Linked DNA regions of Homo sapiens: region 1 is linked to region 2. Evidence: chromatin contacts called from ENCODE Hi-C or POLR2A ChIA-PET data. All regions are on one chromosome and are shown on one strand. The core of a region is the stretch at or near the end of the contact, and the rest is flanking DNA. Distances in the headings are between cores, read along the strand shown.

Region 1 (6,212 bases), core at 2,457-4,956, 130 kb after region 2:
AAGCCATAGGACAGGACTCTGAAGATCACAGAATCACACAGTGAGAAAATGATGCCCTTTTCAGCTCTGCACCAGTCCTTCTCATGACAGAAAGGAGAGTGTCTCGGGTTGGTTCGAGGATGTCTTTAACCCCTCTCATCGTTGCCCGTCTCGACACAGAACCAAGAACAGGCGGGTCCTAGACTCAGACTCTAGTGGACGAATGTGTCCAGCAAAAGTAACAGCATTACTTTATTTTACAATTATCTTCAACGTATACCAAGTGATACTGGTTTTCCATTTATAATGGCAATGTAGCTTCCCTTGAGTTTGTTTTAAATTTTAATTCAATTTCAGACATACGGAAAAGTTGCGAGCATAGTAGAGTTCCTGGATGCCTTTCACCCAGATTCCCTTAGTGTTAATATTTTCTCCCAATCTCTCTCTCTGTGTCTCCCCCTACCTTCCCCACCAAACTACCTACCTACCTACCTACCTACACACACACACACACACACACACACACACACACACACTTTTTTTCTGAATTATTTAAAAGCATGCTGTTCTTTCACTGCCAGTCCTGGTAATGTCCTTTATGGCAAAAGAAAACCCCAGGCCATGCCTTGCGTTCAGTTGGGATCCCTCTTTTTTTTTCCTTTTTTTGCCATAGAGTTTCATTCTTGTCACCCAGGCTGGAGTGCAATGGCGTGGTCTCGGCTCACTGCAACCTCTGCCTCCCGGGTTCAAGCGATTCTCCTGTCTCAGCCTCCCGAAGTGCTGGGATTACAGGCACCCACCACCACGCCCGGCTAATTTTTTGTATTTTTAGTAGAGATGGGGTTTCACCATGTTGGCCAGGCTGGTCTTGAACTCCTGACCTCAGGTGATCCGCCTGCCTCGGCCTCCCAAAGTGCTGGGATTACAGGTGTGAGCCACCGCACCAGGCCTCTTTTACCTCTAAATGTGTCAGTACTCCAGTGTGTATTTCCTAAAAGCAAGACTATTTTATTACATAAGTATAGTACACTTTTCAAAATCAGGGAACTAACACTGATATAACCCTGTAGTCACTAGACCTCCTTCCTGTTTCACTGCCTGTCCTTGTAATGTCCTTTATGGCAAAAGAAAACGTCAGGTCATGCCTTGCCTTCACTCGGGATGCCTCTTTGACTCTTTTCATCTGAAACAGTTTTTGAGTCTTTGTATTCTATGACATTGGCATTTTTGAAAAGTACCTGCCAGATATTTTTTAAGATGTCTAAAAATTCCTTTTTAAATAAATTTAAGTTTTAAATAAGTGAGTCCACTTAAAGAAAAACTATCAAGTGACCCAAAGAACAAATGGTCTACAGATAAAGCAAAAACTGTGAAGATGTACATGGATTACAGTTTTGACAAATGTTGCCTTAAATCAACTTCCTTCTGCCCCTGGGGCTTCATCCCACTGGGATGGTCAGGCCTTGGGTCAGTGAGTTAAGAACAGTCAATAAAGTGGTGACACAAGGCTGTGCCAGCCTGTGTGCAGGGAGCTCACTCTCGGGGGCAGAGTCAGGGTTCTGGGCTCTCTGCCAGATACTAGTGAGGGGCTGGGAGGAAAGTGTGCTTTTGGGTGCGTGCAAGGTGCATACAAATCTCAAACATGTCTCAGTGAAAGAACAGGCAGGCCGGGCACAGTGACTCATGCCTGTAATCCCAGCACTATGGGAGGCTGAGGTGGGAGGATCGCTTGTGCCTAGGCATTTGAGAGTAACATGGTGAGACCTCGTGTCAAAAGAAAGAAAGAGAGAGAGAGGAGAGGAGGGAAGGAAGGAAGGAGAAAGAGAAAAAGAAAGAGAGAGAGAAAGAGAGCGAGATAAAGGAAGAAAAGAAAGAATGGAAAGAAAGAATTAGCTAGGAGTGGTGGCGTGTGCCTGTAGTCCCAGGTACTTGGGAGGCTGGGGTAGGAGGATTGATTGAGCTTGGGAGGTCAAGGCTGCAGTGAGCTATGATCATATCACTGCACTCCAGTCTGGGCAACAGGGCAAGACCCTGGCTCAGAAAAAAAAAAAGAAAAAGAAAGAAAGAACAAGCCATAAAATCAGGAAAGGAGAAGAGAGCTTGACAAAGCAGTAGGAAGACTTGAGTATGGGCAGAAGAGGTGAGTTTCCTGGAACAGGAAGGGAGGGAGGGGATCTTGGGGTTTTTACTGGGCAGAGCTCCAGGGTTAATGCTACTGCCATCACCCATGTACTTCAGAGGGGTCCCCACAGCCAGAGGGGCTTTGATGTTAGCAGGAGGACTTGGCTGCTTCCAGCCCTACACTAGCTATCCCCAGGGTAGGTGGCCTGGGGACGAAAGGCTGCGGTGGGTGGCCTTGCCTGGCCCTGGACCACAGAAGGGCTCTCTTACAGGATGGGTTGTTCTTGCTAGAGGGTGAGCGTGGGCATGAGCTGAGAGGGTCCTGCAGGGACAGACATGCGTCTGGGGCTGTACATCTCTAGCATGTACCGAGTCTCTCCTGCTGCACGCAGGATGCACCCACCTAGTCTTCAGGTTGCCAAGAAGGTGGGAGGACTGCAGGCAAGGGCAGCAAACGCAGAGCAGACTGCAGGAAGTCACGGCACCGGCCACAGAAGGGGGAAAAGAGGGTGACTATCGGAGTGATGCGATGAAGGGTATTGCTGTGTCTTGGCTATGCAGAAAAGTTGAGGGGGGCTACTGACCCCAGTTATTTTAGTATCTCATCCTCAGATAAGAAACAGCCTTCACCTGCCTTGAAACCAGGGCAGAGAGTGAGGCCTGGAGGGAGGGATGGTCACCCCAGAGGGGAGGCCATGGGAAGGAAGCGGAGCCCCATGGACCCAGTGCTGTTGTTTCTAGGGAGAGCCGTGTGTGTGACCTGGAGGCCATGGAGGGGAATGTGTCTGTGAGTGTCTGGACGAGGATCATTTTGTCTCCCCACTGTGTGGAAGAATGAAGAGGAGGCAGTGATTGTGGGCCTGGTCGGGCTAAGCGTAGGGAGGGGAGGCAGGAGACCTCGCAGGTAGAGGGACTCTTTGTGAGCAGGGGGCTTGAAGGAAAATGAATCTCAGCCAGAGCCCATGGCCCTGGGGACCACTCCCTCCCCTCCCCCTCCTTCTGCACTTGGTGGGTGGCTGGGCAAGTGGGACGAGCTGGGGGAAGGGAGCCAGGGAGGGGGCACCTGCCCTCAGCCAGGATAGGGCCCGGGTCCTCTGCGGAGGGGGTGGGGGATCCTTCCCCAGGACAGAACGTGTCATGGTCTCCCGGCCTCCCACCCACCCTCTCCCCCTCCAGCCTATCACCTTTCCATCTTCTCTCCTCCCCGCCCTCCTGCTTGCCCCGTGGTAGCTGCACTGACTGGCTGTGAACCTGGCTCCCCTGGTCCTAGCTGGGTGACCTTGAACTAGTCCCATGACTTCTCTGGGCTTCACTTTTCCCACAGGGAAGGTAACAGACGTTAGGAGACCTTAAGGCTCTGGGAGGTTTTGAGAATTAAGTGAGGCCACAATGTAAGGGGTCCAGCAAGTGCGGGGTTCGGGGCCAGGGAAGACAAAGGCTTTGTCTGGCTGCTCCTGCCTTCCACTGTCTGCTCAGGCACACCGCTCCCTCCCTCTGTCTTCCTCTTTTCCTCTCTGTCTCATGACTCTCTCTCCCCACCCCCCGCCCCCCTCCTTTGTCTCCCTTTGTTGCTATTTCGGTCCTTCCTCAATGATGTTGGTGAGAGGTGAGCCTCTTTTCATGTCAGGATGCCAGAACTCCGTCAAACTGGTAAACAGCTGAAGGATGTGGCGGGAGATGAACTTTCCACTGAAGCTTCTTTCAACCCATCCCTTCCCTGGGGCTCCCCTGCACCTCCCCACTCTGGAGACTCCATCCCATCCTCACGAAGCGAGGACGGGGGGCCGGGGACGGCGGCCAAGAGAGGTCCACGCCAGGTGGCCACACGGGCTCCAGCCGCTCTGTCCGTTCACCAGAACCATGAAGAGGGTCTTTGAGAGGGGCGGAAGTGGAAACCGCAGATGGGGCGATAGGGAGGGGTGGGGGATGGACAGGTGTACGTCGGAGGTGAGGTTTCCAGGGGACAAGGTTAGGGACCCGCAGGTGATGCCCTGCCAAGGAAGGAAAGCCAGTACCTGTGCTCCCTGGGAGCAGCCTCGGAGCCTGAGAGCCACATCCATGTGGGCCCTGGTGGGATAATCCTGCCAGAGCGTGCTCCTGACCTGGTCCCCTTGGGCTCTCTCAGATGTCTGGAGGATGCCAATTAATTGTGGGGCCTGAAGAGCTGTGTGTGGCTCCAGCTGGGCATTGGGAGGCACAGAAGTGAGCCTTTGGTGTGGATTGTACCTTCACATGGAAAGGAGGAGGGCAGGGGCAGTGGCAGCCAGGGCCCAGCCACACCATGTTCAGCTGATAGCCCTGGGAAAAACTGAACATTCTTGAGCCTGTTCCCTCAGTCATAAGATGGGGATGATGCTGGTTCTTCATGGGGCTGTTGAGAGCATACATGAGTCAGTACCTGCAGTGTGCTCAGAACAGTGCCCGACACACAGGTTCTGAGTGTGCCCTCAGGAATCGAAGCTATCATTAATGTCACCGTCATATTGTCATCATGGCTGGAGGCTGCTGTGTTGGAAAATCATCTCCCATGTCTGTGATCACTCTCCAAGTCCTGAATCCGTCTCCAACTCGTTCCCTCTTCTCCATCTCCCAGTGCTGACCACCCCCCAGCTGGCCTCCCTTCCTCCAGGCCCCAGCCCCATCAAACCTCCCTCCGCTTCATAGCGGCAACCTTTCTAGAGCATCCGTCTCATCGGATCACTTCCCTGCCTTAGAAACTGCTCGCAACTCCCAGCAGGTCTAAGACAATGACAAGGGTCAAGTTACACAAGACCCTTGGAGATGCTCCCCATGGTCTTTCCCACCTGCGCACCCCCTTTTCCCCTGGCCTTCAGGCGGCATGCACCATACTTGCACGTGTTGCTACTGAGAACATCCTTCACTCATCCATCCAGCAAACTCCTACACAACCTTCAATGGCCGACTTGATTGTTCCCTCTTTTGTCATGCTTTTCCCACTAAACCCTGGCAGTTAGTGGCTTCTTCCTCTCTGTCCACACAGCCTCTGTAGTGGTGTGGTGGAGCCCTACATGAGGCAAAAGTTATCTGCTTGGACAGCATGTGGGAGAAACTCAAATATGGGTAGCATCACTCTTCCCTTAGGAACGTTATCTGGGATACCAGAGAAGTAAAAAGAAGCAAGGAGCCCAAGAGGGTGCCCGGACGTCATTTCTGTATAAGAAGGGGTAGGCAGCAAGAGGGGTTCACATCTGCTTCTTTCTACATCAGAGACACAATTGTGTTTACCTTGGGTGGGCCGGGTGGGGAGGAAGGGGCAGGGTGGAGGGGGCAAGATTTTAATGGTATGAATTCATGTTGTTGGAGTTTTAATACGGTTAAGGTATTTCCCATTTTAAAAAAAGAAAGGGCTGGGCCCAGTGGCTCATGCCTATAATCCCAGCACTTTCGGAGGCTGAGGCAGGACGATCACTTGAGGTCAGGAGTTCAAGACTAGCCTGGCCAACATGACGAAACCCCATCTCCACTAAAAATACAAAAATTAGCTGGGCGTGGTGATGTGTGCCTGTAATCCCAGCTACTCGGGAGGCAGAGGCAGGAGAATTGCTTGAACCTGGGAGGCGGAGGTTGCAGTGAGATGAGACTCTGCCACTGCACTCCAGCCTGGGTGACAGAGAAAGACTCCATCCCAAAAAAAAAAAGAAAAGAAAAAAAAAAAGAAAAGAGAGAGAAAGAGAAGGAAGGGAGGAAGGAAGGAAAGAAGAAGGAAGGAAGGGATGGAGGGAGGGAGGGTAGGGAAGGAGGGAGGGAGGGAGGGAGGGAAGGAGGGAGAAAGGGAGGGAGGAGGGCAGACAGGGAGGGAGGGAGTGAGGGAAAGGAAAGAACACTCCCTTAGGAAGACGCCTGCATGTGAGTCTGCCCTGCTCTGGCTCCAAACCAGGTGTTTTCCCTGCAGCATTAGAGCAGCTCGTTGAAATGGTGGGCTTTGTTTCAGGCCCACCGTGTATGAAAAATGAATCCCCAACAGCTAAAATCTCACCCAGCATGGCAAGGTACCCACAGGATGAACGGCTTCCAGGATCTGAGGGAACGGAGGCTCCACAGCTCCTGTCTGTCTCCTCCTGGGTGTTTGTTCAACCAAGGGAAATATTGGG
Region 2 (6,393 bases), core at 2,788-5,287:
CCTATAGTCCCAGCACTGGGGAGGCTGAGGCAGGAGAACTGCTTGAACCCGGGAGGCGGAGGTAGCAGTGAGCCGAGATCGTGCCACTGTATTCCAGCCTGGGTGACAGAGCGAGACTCTGTCTCAAAAACAAACAAAAAACCCCCAAAACAACAACAAAACTGCTCTTCCAACCCAGTTCCCAAATCTCTCGCAATACCTCAGCTTCTCAAATGTCTCATTACCTCGAACTCTTAACTTCCTTGTCTTGTCTTCCTTACTTGTTTACGTTACCTGTCCGTCCATTCAACCAGTATGACAAGGTCCAGGGCTGAGCAGCTGAGCAAACAAGCAAGCAAAGAAGCAAAATGAAACCCTCACTTTTTAGAAGGGGGTAGAGAGGCAATGCAATGTATATACTTCAACGTAGTGTCATATTTTTTGTTCCTGATCAGGGTCATTTGAAGGATTGAGTTATCTTGGGCTAGAGATACTTTGTTTTCTCTCCAATCTCAACCAAAAATGTGACATCCTTGAGGCTGGAGAGGGTATCTGTTCATCTGTGTATCCGCAGGTCTTAGCAGTGTGGGTATTCAGTGAATGCATGTGGAATGAACAAAGGAATGAAGTGAATGTGAGAAACAGAGTAAGGTACCCCCTTCTGTAACTGGGGTTGTTTGTGTTTATAACTTCTTAAAAATTTTGCATTAATCAGGGCCACTCCACTTATGAATGAAATTGGGTGTAATTGAGGTATAGAACGTGGGAACATAGGTGTATGTGTGATAAGAGACCAGGACTGGAGGAGGGGCTAGAGCCAAGGGAAGTTGCAAAAGGCCCAAAGTCGAAAATAGCAGGAACCAAATAGAAAGAGCACCCTTTTTCCCAATGCCACTTCCCTCCCATGACTTGAATTTCCTGCAATTTTCTCTTCCTCCCTCCTTCGTCCTAATTCTCTATCTTTGGTTATTCAGGAGGGCCAGCACCCTGTGGCCCCAGAAGATAATGTGGCAACGACTTAGGACACGGAGAGAGAGCGTAGGCAGCAGTGTGTCATTTCCCCTCAACACCCTTGGTAGAATCATCGTGTCTGTCACATTCACAAGTTCTTCTTCTTCTTTTTTTTTTTTTTTTTTAGCGTTAGCAGTTTCCAGCATCTGCATAAAATGATGTATAAAATAGAGTCTCTGCCTGTCCTTAGAGAAGTTACTATCTAGGGGGAGTGAAAGGTCAACTACAGAAAAGTGTAGAGAATGCTAAGAAAGGGCTGAAGGGTGGGGTGTTTGAATAACATACAAGGGGGGAAGTTACCCAGTCTTAGGATATAGGGGCTTTCCAGAAGTAGAGTCTAAGACTTAAAGGGCACAAGTGACAGAAAATCCAAAACAACAGTGACACGAGGTGGTTTATTTCCCTCTCACACAGAGCCCAGAGGCAGCCGTCCAGTGGTGTCATGGTCCTTTACGGAATCAGGGCTCAGGTTCCTTCTATTTTGTTGTGCCACTAGTGTGGCCTCTATTCCTATGGTCGCCTCATGGTTCAAGATGACTACACTTGCTCCAGCCATCATGTCCATGTCCCACCTTCCAACATGGTACTAATCAGTGAAGAGATTGCTGGATATAAACTCAAGCTAATCCATCAATAGTGTTTCCTAATTATTTTCCTTCAGAAATGAAACACATGCAGAGTTAAAAATCACATAGCAGCTGGGCGTGGTGGCTCACGCCTGTAATCTCAGCACTTTGGGAGGCCGAGGTGGGTGGATCACCTGAGGTCAGGAGTTCGAGATCAGCCTGGCAACATGGTGAAACCCTGTCTCTACTAAAAATACAAAGACTAGCCGGGTGTGGTGGTAGGCGCCTGTAATCCCAGCTACTTGGGACGCTCAGGCAGGACAATCACCTGAACCCAGGAGGCGGAGGTTGCAGTGAGCAGAGATCACACCATTGCACTCCAGCCTGGGCAACAAGAGAGAAACTCCGTCTCAAAAAAAAAAAAAAATCACATAGCACAAAAAGGCTTATGACAAAAAATTAAGGTCATCTGCCCTGGCCCTCCCTAACCCTCAGAAACAATTTCAACCTAGCTTTCAAACAGGTGCTGTCAATGGGAGTCACTCTGACATTCTGTACCAAGTGAAATGTTTGCAAAACCAACATGCCCCCGCTCAAAGGAGTCACCAGTGTCTCAGAAGGGTCAGCAGCTGACCTTCTTCATGGACCCCTTCTGTTATAAGAAGGAGTTTTGACAAATTCAGTTTGACAGAGTTTAATTGAGCAAATAATGATTTGTGAATCAGTCAGCCCCCAGAACCAGAATAGGTTCAGAGTGACTCTGAGGCTGCCAGGTGGTTGGATAACATTTAGGGATAGAAAACGGAAAGCAGGTTGGGCGTGGTGGCTCATGCCTGTAATTCCAACACTTTGGGAAGCCGAGGCTGGAGGATTGCTTGAGTCCAGGAGTTCCAGACCAGCCTGGGCAACATAGCGAATCTCCATTTCTATTAAAAAATAATCATTAAAATTTAAAAATAAGAAAAGAAAAAGGAAATAGATGTCCAGAAAACAGAAGCGAGGTACAGAAACAGTTGGACCAGTTATGTAAGCGCAGAACCAGCCCCATCTGGTTCAACTTTGTGTAATAAAGTGGTGAGTTGTTTTTTCAGTTGCCATGATCCCAGGTTGCAAGTTATGTAACCTGAGCGTGCCCAGAAGAACCAAGCATGCAACCACAGGCGCAACCTAAATGCTCAGACCAAAGAACCGGAACAGAATTAAGAAGTAGATACATGGTATAAGCCATGATCTAATCAGATTGAGCCATGGCATCATCCCATGGCAAGATCCAGTCAGATCATTGCTTATTGCAAGATTCAATCAGATCACTGCTCATTACCCTCTGCCTATAACACCTGTCACAGCCCCTGGCTTGGGGAGACAGATTTGAGCATGTCTCCTTCCCAGTTGACTTGCAACAAATCTTTCCCTCTACAAAAACCTGATACTTCGGTGTTTGGCTTTCTGAGGGCAAAGGGATCCAGTTTGGTTCCCTACCAATGACAGATTGACATTTGCCTTATTGGAACAAGGTTTGAACAGGTGGCTGCCTGTGATTGGCTGAAACTCTGTGATTGGTATGAGTAGGATCCAGTTCACTATGTACGGAGAAACCTTTAGGACAAACTTAAGATACGCCAGGAGACAACTTTAGGCTAAACTGGACACTTCTCCCCTTTTGGTCAACCTCTTGATTTTGAGAGGTTGGAAACTTTAGACATTGACATCAGTTACCATTGTAAATAGACTTATTTGGTCTCAAATTCCCCTGGGAAATAGCAGAGCAGTGGGTTTCATAGGTGGGAAAGGGAACAGAATAGAAAAAAAAAAAAAAACACCTGATTAGTTAACATCAGGTCACTTCAGATTCCTTTTTTTAAGGGTTAGAGCAGAGGGGGCTTCCTTATTATGCTGGACTCTCCTGTTTCCAGGGGGGAAGGGAGGAGATGGGGAATACTGGTAATTCTGTAGAATGAATGGGTGGGGGAAAGAGATTAACTAGTAAATGGAAATGAGTGTGTGGTGGCCTTGGGGCTCCTCAGTCTGAGCTCAGCCCATCTGGGGCTCCTCCTAGGTTCTGGGCTTCCATCTGCTTCCCCCTCCTTTTGGGTCCCTCTGAGAAGCCTCCCAAGATCGAGCTGTGTACAGAGCGAGTCCTCGCTGGCCACTCGGAAGGCGGCGGACGTCCGCGCCGGCGCACTAGCCCAGAGCGGCCTGGTCTCCGCCCAGTGGGCGGGGCCTCTTACCGGGGGCGGGGCCGAGGCGTGCGGCGAGCGCTGGAGGGGTCTCGTGGGCGCTCCCGTGGTTGTGGCCCGGGCGGCCGCGAGCGTGTGTGTGTGGCACGATGTCGTGGTAACTCAGAGGCGCGCGAGGCGGGGCGGCCAACGGGGTCGCGGGGCGAGCACGCGCGCCACTGGGGCGCCGGACGTTGCAAGGGGGTCACATCCGGTAGGGGGCGGGCCTGGCGGACCCCGGAAGTGTGGGCGCGGCTGCGGTTTAACCCGCGGTGGCGGCGGCGACGGCGGCCCTGGCAGGTGAGCGGAGACTGGGGAGGGTCCCGGCTCTGCCGCAGGCGGGCGGGGCAGAGGACGACGGTGGGGGCGGCGCCGGCCGTGGCTCCCGGAGCGCCCCCGCCTGCCCGCCTCATCCTGGCAGAGGCCGGTGATTGGGCACGAGGGGCGCGTGACTCTCGCCGGGGGCCGGCGCCCCTGCCCCTCGCGGTGGGAGGGAGGGAGGGAGAGCGCGAGGCGCCGCCCCGGCTCCCCGGCGGGTCGCACCTCCAGTTCCGCCCCACCACTCACCGCCACCCTCCTTTCTGCGTCTCTGCAGGCCCTCGTCCCATATGTGAGCATCTTGCGGTCACAATTCTGATGACATTAGAGCCAATTAGCCCATTGTATAGATGGGGAAGCTGAGGCCTAAGAGTAGGGTCCGACTTGCCAGAGGGCACGCGGGAGACGAGTGGCAGAGGGGAGGTTGGAGGGACTTTGCTCTGTGACTTACTGGCTTGTGCCCTTTCTCCAGGGCATTGAGAGATGGGAGTTTCAGCTTTGGCTTTGTTCAGGACTCAGACTTGGACCTCCCAGCATCACTGAACATTTCTTACCCCGGGACCCTCTGGGCGCAAAGGGCACTGATGTATACATACCCATTATATGCCTGGTTCCTCTTCATTTCCTCCTCAGCCGATGAGGCGATTTCCCACTTTACGGATGGGAGAAGGAGTTAACTGGAGGTGTTTTGTGAGTTACTGGCAGAGTGGACTCTACAACCTGGGGTTTTAGTCGCTGAGCTGAGGCAGTGCTTTCCCAGCTACACCTTGTCTGGGCTCACTTACCCTGGGAATGTCAGTCTTCAGCTCCAGAAACTTCCCACTCATTTCCCTTCGCTCCAGCGGTACCTCAGTTCTCTTGCTGCCTAAGGCCTTTTCCACCCTCTTTATTGGCTCCAGGAGTCCCATTTCCTACTAATGCACCAAGATGCTGCCACCAGACTCTCAGTTCTGTGACTTTTGGCCTTAGAGCTGGAGGTGGTGGTGACCGAGGAACTGGGGAAAGAAAGACTCTTACTTTGTTGTCCAAAGCTGCAACCCTGCAGACACCTGAACTCTGTAGTTCCGGGTGGGATCGGGGACTGTTGCAATGAAAATACTGGACGCTAAACTGAGTCTTTGTTCTTTGCGGTCATAGTGCCCAGAAAAGCCTTTTACCTAGATTATCTTGGAAATGTGGTTCCGTGCCTTTGTAATTTCCATTAAGTAGAACATTTTCATTGTAGACTTTCTGAGCAGTTTCTGGCCGCTGTTTTGCAGGTAGCAATAGCTGTGATTTGTTGCTTGGCTTCATATGCTGGGCACTGTTCTAGGGCTTTCTGAACATACCGAATTTTGCGAACATGTCCAAATAGGTGATGATCCCGTTTTACAGATGAAGTGAGTTGCGGAGATGTTAGATAACCTGGCTAGTGTCACACAGCCAGTAAGTGGCCAAGTTTGGATTTTTTTTTTTTTTTTTTTTTTTTTTTGAGACGGAGTCTTGATCTGTCGCCCAGGCTGGAGTGAAGTGGTGTGATCTCAGCTCACTGCAACCTCCGCCCCCTGGTTCAAGCGATTCTCCTGCCTCAGCCTCCCAAGTAGCTGGGATTATAGGTGCCCACCACCACGCCCGGCTAATTTTTGTATTTTTTATTTATTTATTTATTTATTTTTTTTTGAGACGGAGTCTCGCTCTGTCGCCCAGGCTGGAGTGCAGTGGCGGGATCTCGGCTCACTGCAAGCAATTTTTGTATTTTTTAGTAGAGACGGGGTTTCACCATGTTGGCCAGGCTGGTCTCGAACTCCTGAGCTCAGGTGATCCACCCGCTTTGGCCTCCCAAAGTGCTAGGATTACAGGTGTGAGCCACTGCGTCTGGCCACAAGTGAGATTTGTAACCCATCAGTCTTATTTCGAAGTTAATGTGCTTTTAACTCTGTGATACTGCCTCTCAGACCGTTTAGTTTCCCAAAGGTGCTGGACCTTAAGAATAATTTCTGATGCTTGTTAAAAATACAGAGCTCCACCTCTAGAGATTCTTGGGCTATTGTCTGGAGGAGGGCCCAGAAATCTATTAACAAATGCACTGGGTGATTCTTACGGTAAGGCAAGTTTGGGAAACACTGCCTTTAAGAACTTTGTAGATTTGCTGGGCCACTGGTAGCTTGGAAGTGACATTATTCCTGAGGATTCTTGTTTTCTTTTTGTTTATTGCTTTGAAATTTGTTAATTTGCCCTTAAAAAGCCTTTGGGTTAACTAGCCATATGAATCATTTCTGGACACTCTTGGCCAGTAATAGTAGGGGTTTTCCAGGCTGACAAAA

The links. Hi-C counts contacts between places; a loop is a spot of excess contacts on that map. ChIA-PET counts read pairs that join two places held with the same protein, here RNA polymerase II (POLR2A). Pooled maps may share reads with other maps.
Region 1: a loop to region 2 is called in a map of naive thymus-derived CD4-positive, alpha-beta T cell, with 7 times the contacts of the local background. The contact joins the enhancer-like site here to the promoter of VPS37C in region 2. A Hi-C loop is called at or near these places in 1 of 168 maps with a recorded cell type or tissue (naive thymus-derived CD4-positive, alpha-beta T cell) and 7 of 50 pooled maps. POLR2A ChIA-PET finds 5 or more read pairs at or near these places in 3 of 52 experiments (activated CD4-positive, alpha-beta T cell, activated T-cell and activated naive CD4-positive, alpha-beta T cell).

The regions. Positions count from the first base shown.
Region 1 is chr11:61,023,930-61,030,141 of GRCh38, reverse strand. LOC105369325 (a long non-coding RNA gene) reads left to right here. Exons shown (of 2, transcript NR_188502.1): 2 at 1-1,279. Among named protein-coding and RNA genes, the nearest start is that of LINC02954, 28 kb to the left of the region's middle. RefSeq lists a silencer at 1,406-1,465 and an enhancer at 3,394-3,959. Within about 2 kb of position 3,706, at least 4 of the 41 ENCODE cell types and tissues checked have a DNase peak (open chromatin) inside an H3K27ac peak, as active enhancers do.
Region 2 is chr11:61,159,070-61,165,462 of GRCh38, reverse strand. It overlaps VPS37C (VPS37C subunit of ESCRT-I), which reads left to right and starts at 4,037. Exons shown (of 5, transcript NM_017966.5): 1 at 4,037-4,072. RefSeq lists enhancers at 3,448-3,587, 3,598-3,647, 3,388-3,980, 3,981-4,574 and a silencer at 3,638-4,397.